2 separate regions of the Homo sapiens genome follow, and region 2 is linked to region 1. Evidence: chromatin contacts called from ENCODE Hi-C or POLR2A ChIA-PET data. All regions are on one chromosome and are shown on one strand. Each heading gives the region's core, a stretch centred on a gene start or an enhancer-like site at or near the end of the contact. The rest is flanking DNA. Distances are from core to core; before and after follow the strand shown. Region 1 holds the start of LINC00960 (long intergenic non-protein coding RNA 960). Region 2 holds the start of ZNF717 (zinc finger protein 717).

What was found. Hi-C counts contacts between places; a loop is a spot of excess contacts on that map. ChIA-PET counts read pairs that join two places held with the same protein, here RNA polymerase II (POLR2A). Pooled maps may share reads with other maps.
Region 2: a map of PC-9 shows a loop between it and region 1 (14-fold over the local background). The contact joins the promoter of ZNF717 here to the promoter of LINC00960 in region 1. A Hi-C loop is called at or near these places in 1 of 168 maps with a recorded cell type or tissue (PC-9), 1 of 37 single-sample maps with no recorded cell type and 4 of 50 pooled maps. POLR2A ChIA-PET finds 5 or more read pairs at or near these places in 1 of 52 experiments (AG04449).

Annotation. Positions count from the first base shown.
Region 1 is chr3:75,670,835-75,673,696 of GRCh38, reverse strand. It overlaps LINC00960 (long intergenic non-protein coding RNA 960), which reads right to left and starts at 1,416. Exons shown (of 5, transcript NR_040005.1): 1 at 928-1,416; 2 at 459-503.
Region 2 is chr3:75,784,157-75,787,038 of GRCh38, reverse strand. ZNF717 (zinc finger protein 717) reads left to right here and starts at 1,490. Exons shown (of 5, transcript NM_001290208.3): 1 at 1,490-1,655. RefSeq lists an enhancer at 1,228-1,377.

The DNA.
Region 1 (2,862 bases), core at 167-2,666:
ACAAATTAAGCAGAAATTCTGGAGCTGAAAAATGCAATTGGCATGCTGAAGAATGCATTAGAGCCATTTAATAGCAGAATGGATCAAGCAGAAGAAATAGTGAGCTTGAAGACAGGCTATTTGAAAATACATAGAAGAGACAAAAGAAAAAGAATAAAAACAACAAATCATGCCTACAGGATCTAGAAAAATAGCCTCACAAAGACAGATCTAAGAGCTATTGGTTTTAAAGAAGATGTAGAGACAGAGGCAGGGGTAGAAAAATTTATTCAAAGGGATAATAACAGAAAACTTTCCAAACCTAGAGAAAGATATCCATATCCAACTACAAAAATGTTATAGGACATTAAGCAGATTTAACCCCAAAAAGACTATTTCAAAGCGTTCAGTAGATCCTCCAAAAGTCAAAGATAAGAAAAGTTCTAAAGGAAGAAAGAGAAAAGAAACAAGTAACATACCGGTGAGCTCCAACACGTCTGGCAGCCGACTTTACAGTGGAAGCCCTACCGGCCAGGAGAGAGAAGCAATAAATATTTAAAGTACTAAAGGAAAAAAACTTTTACCTTAGAATAGCATATACAGTGAAAGTGTTCTTCAAATAAAAAGAAATACTGACTTTTCCAGACAAACAAAAGCTGAAGTATTTTATGAATACCATGTCTGTCCTAAAGGAATGCTAAAGAGAGTACATTAATGAGCAATAAATGATCACCTAAAGGTAAAAAAATCCTCACTGCTAATAGGATACAAAACAAAACACAATATTATAACACTATAGCTGTGTGGTGTGCAAACTACTCTTATTCAAAGTAGGAATATTAAATAATATCCAATCAAAAGTAATAGCTACAACAACATTTCAAGACATAGCACAATAAAATATAAATAGAAACAACAAAAAGTTAAAAAGTGACGGGATGAGCATACCTGTCCTGAGCCGGCCGATGTGGTGGAAGCTCGGAGCTCGGGAGCCGGGGAAGCCCTGGAGCGTGGGCGGAAGGGAGGCCGCCCCGAGAGCCGGAAGCCTGGGCAAGGAATGGAGGCCTCGGGCGCCCCCCAGCAACAGCAGGGCGGCGCCACACTGGTCCTGCGCGAGGCTGGCCGCCGGCGACGGCGGGACGCTCTGGGAGGTCGGCGGAAAGCGCAGCGCCGCGACTGGCGGTGCTTAGGCTTAGAGGGGGAGAGCAGCCCGGCCACGGGCAAGCGGCTCCGGGGTGCCTGATCCCAGCCTCGCGGCCCCGGGTTGGTTATGACGCCTGGAATCAGGCGCGCGTATCTGGACCCGGCTCTTGGGCCAGCCAGGGGCCACTGCCATTGTCCACGTCCATACTACCCTGAACACGAGAGAAACCCAAGCGGCGGCCCGTGGGCACGCTCGGCGCCACTGCTCCCACCACAGGGACAGGCGCACTCGACAACTTTCAGGGCCCACAGCACCAAGAGGACAGGGAGGAGCCAACAAAGGAATGACGCTAGGAAACGCACGCCCAAAGCAACCAACCAATCCAAGTAAAAACACGTCTCAGGGCTCCGTTGGTTTTCCCGCGTGGGCGGCCCTGCCCTCCTGTTCTAGCCCGGCCCAGGCACCCTCCACCCTACCCTCGCCAAAGGGTCCCCTGTCTACCAGAGCAGAGCCTCCCTCTCCAAGGCTCTGTTGCTCCCCCTCTCTAGCTCCCTCACCCTCTCCCTTTCTCTACTTCCCTCTCCACCTTGCTCTCTCTCTCTCTCTCTCTCCCTCTCTCTCGCAGTTTCCCCGTCCCTCTCTGTCTCTCTCTCTCTCTCTGTCTCTCTCTCTCTCTCTCTCTCTCTCTCTCTCTCGCAGTTTCCCCGTCCCTCTCTGTCTCTCTCTCTATCGCTGTTTCTCTCTCTCCTTCCGTTTCTATCTCTCCATCCCTCTGTCCCTTGCTCTTCTTCAAGCTGTCTGTGTCTTTGTGTGTCTGCGTGTATGCTTGTGTTCCCGCGCGTGCGCCCGTATGTGTCTGTTTGGGAGTGGGTTTGCTAGTGATTGTGGTGGGGTGTGTCTGGATGTCCGTCAGTACCTTTGTCCTGGGATCAGGCTGCCAACTCTATTGCCAGCGCGTGGGTGTCATAGTTGCCGTGATAGTCTCACACACGCAGGTGTGTGGATCTCGTTCATTTTCATGTAGACAATGAGAGCGAAAGCACAGAGAAAAAGAAACGTCCCGTGCATCACGGCCTGAGGATGGATTCCTGTTTTCTGCAAAATGGGGAGTCTTCGATATAGCCTGTTTGAAAACTGGAAAGGAGAGCACCGACACGATGCTGGTCTTCCACGCATTCCTGGAAGTTTCTGGGTCCCCACAGAGCTCGGGAAACAGTCAACATGGTCACGCTTTCCGGGGGCGGCAGAGACTTGAGTAACAGGCACCTTTGCAGAGAGCAAAGAAACGTGGAATCCAGAATCACGCTTCACTTGGCCTGAGCGTGACTTCTGTGTGGATGGGACTATCCGCCTCGCGCTCTGTTGCAGGGCTAAACGTGGGGATATGTCATCTGTGAACCATGTGGATGAAAAACAGACAACCACCCGAGTCTCCGCTCATTGCTCTCTGGGGAATTCGCTCATTCCTTCGGAAACGGAATTCGTCTGAATCGCTCTGGGATGAAGTAACCCAGGCTGGCGATCCGGAGGGCCGCTGAGCTCCCCACCGGCCAACGGGGCTGTGGGCCCAGCACTTAGCCCGCACTGGGCACCCAACATTTTCCCGGATTGCTGGGTCCTGTTGGTTCTGGAGGCAGAAGACCGTTTTTCTGTCTGCCTTCGGTTCTCTGTTTCTTGCTCCTTTTGTCCCTCGGTCCATCCTGCCCTCTGTTCTTCCCTCCCTGCCCTGGTTTTTTCCT
Region 2 (2,882 bases), core at 241-2,740, 110 kb before region 1:
TGTGCTCCCAGAGTAGCAGCCTGGGGGTGGCTTGCAGTCATTTTTATAATTCACTTTTAATGGCATGCTAATTAAGGGGCGGGTTATTCAGAAATAGCTAGAAATGGGCAGTAACTTCCAGCTGTTTCCATGGCAAGGGGTGGGGACTTCCCGTGCTGCCGTGGCATTGGCAAACTGTCACGGCACTGGTGGAAGCGTCTTCTGGTGATCTGAGGCGTGAGGTGCTTTCGCTGCCTCTCCCAGTCTCCTGCGTGCCTCTTACCTGAAAGCCCTTCACACCCTCATCTGCCCACCTACAAACTTCACTGCCCTTTCACCCCAACCCCGTTTCACACGCACTCCCACATCAACCCTGAGCATTCAAGCTTGCGTTTCCCTGTTAGGAACCTCGGTGGTGGCCGGAGCTCTGAGAAACCCCTAGGCAGAAATCCTTGCCTAGTTTGTGGCAGAAATCAGGGAAGGAAAGGCAAAGTTCAGGTCTTTCTCACAATAAATAAATAAAGATAGCTAGATTTGATTGATTGGTGGATGGATGAAACGTGGGAGTTTATGGGCAAATATTTATCAGACACTGGAAGTGTAAGTTGTCACAAAGATTATGGAGTGCACCTGTCTTATGACCCTGTTATTTTATCCCAGTATATGCACTAGAGCATTTTTTGTAACTGTGTAAATTGAAGGCTTATAAATTAGTTTAGTGAGAGAAAAGATAACGGATTGGAAGAGAATTACCATATTCATTAGTTGTGTTTTTAAAATTTTAAAGTAAAATAGAGACATGATTTTTTTCATGCTTTCGAATGCATTTATAAAAAATAGACTTGAGGGCTGGGCGCAGTGGCTCACGCCTGTAATCCCAGCACTTTGGGAGGCCGAGGAGGGCGGATCACGAGGTCAAGAGTTCGAGACCAGCCTGACCAACATGGTGAAACCCCGTCTCTACTAAAAATACAAAAATTAGGTGAGTGTGGTGGCGCGCACCTGTAATCCCAGCTACTCAGGAGGCTGAGGCAGGAGAATCGCTTGAACCCGGGAAGCGGAGGTTGCAGTGAGCCGAGATCGCACCATTGCTCTCCAGCCTGGGTGACAGAGTGAGACTCCGTCTCAAAAAAAAAAAAAAAAAAAAAGTTACTCATTAATAGCATAGACCAATTGGCCTCTATTGAAATTTCTCCATTATTTTCACAATGTGCCAGGCTGTGAAACCAGGATTTAATAAAGAACCAGAATGCCACATCTGTGTCACCTGGGTAGGGACCAGTCCTGATCCATTAAGTCCGGGTCTCTGGGTAACTGGACTCACTGCTGGGCAAAACAGAATGTCCGGCTTGGGTTCCTAACCGGGGACCGCAGAGCCTCATGGGAAATGTAGTGTCACCTTCCAATGATGTTACCATCAAGGACCTTGGGAACCAGCTTTTCTCTCTGCGCATGCGCCGCCCCGCCCACTCCGCCATTTTCCTCCGGAAGTGCGGCACCCAGAGGCGGTCTTGTAGCTGGGCCAGCCTGGGGCTTGGTTCTATGTCCCTGCGGGTCGGTGCGAGGGCGAAGAGGAACCCGTGGGCCCGGGGGATCCCGGGGGGCCGGACCAGTGTTCCCCAGTTGTGGGAGCAGACGCGTGGGCGCATCGCGGGCGGGCAGGGCCTGAAGTGCAGGTGCAGGCCGCGGACCCTGGCGGGGGCTGGGAGGACAGGCGTGGGGTCCCGGCAGTGAAGCGGGTTCTAGAGGCGCAGGAGCGGGTAGGCGAGGCCGGTGGCCCTGGGCCCGGAGTCTGCAGGCCGCGCTCCTGTCCTGCCGCTGAGGGAGCCGGTTACCAACCCGCATGACGCTCAGTTTGCCCATCTGTCCCAGTGCGAACACACAGTTCTCGGGAGACGTTCCCCATTCCCAGAGGAGTAGTGCGAAACGCGTGCGCCTCGAGTCTTAAACTGGGCGTTTGTATTAGTTGGGTTTCCCGGTGTCTCTTTAGCAAGTGAAGTTTCTGGTTCCCTCCTTCACTGTGTGACCTGCCTAGTCCTCCTGGGTTGCGTTTACAGAAGTTTATACGAGACCTAGTTTCCAGGGAAGAACTCACTGATGCCGCGAGGGAGATGGGGTACTGGATGATGGTCTTCAGCCTTAAGGGTACTTCAGTCTTAACCGTGTGTTATAAGGTTTGAAAGGGAGGGTTCCCTATGAATAAGAAGCGCACTTGAAAGAACAGCCCTCTGGTCTAACCTCCCACTGGTGCTTCAGAGGAGGATAAAAGGTCACAGGTGAAGATCCCAGTTTTCCTCGCTCGGGAAATATTAATTCTACTCCCTAGAATGCACAAGATTTGCAAAGACTAGGTGACAGTGGTAGGTTTGGACGAACTTTCAGAAGGTTGAGGTGAATTCGGCTGAGAAGAACAGGCAAGGACCTAGGAAATATTCCTTATTTGAAGGGGCCTGAAAGTGTGGTCTGGGGTACAGGAGTGACCTGTCATACCTGAGAAGATTAAAATACTCTCCAAACACAGTCCCATTCCTTCAACCTTTCCTCGTTGTTTCCAGCGTTTGAGATATATTAAACCTAGTCCATCACCAAATTTAGCTTTAGCATTAGATTGTGAAGTTCTATCGATTGTATTTGATTTGTAATTTAAGACTTTCTCCCCCTACGTAATTTTGTTAAAAACATATTGAATTCTGTTCACTTAGGTGTAACAGTTAATACTTGCTGTTTAAGGAACTAATTAAACCTTACTGGCTTATAAAAAACAACCACCATTTTATTTGTTTGAAGTTCTGTGGATCTGCATTTTGGTGTGGTGGGTTCAGCTGGGTAGTTGATATATTTATGTTGCCTGGATCACAAAAGAGGCCTTGGTCACATGGTGGGTTGACTGAGCCTGGTTGGTT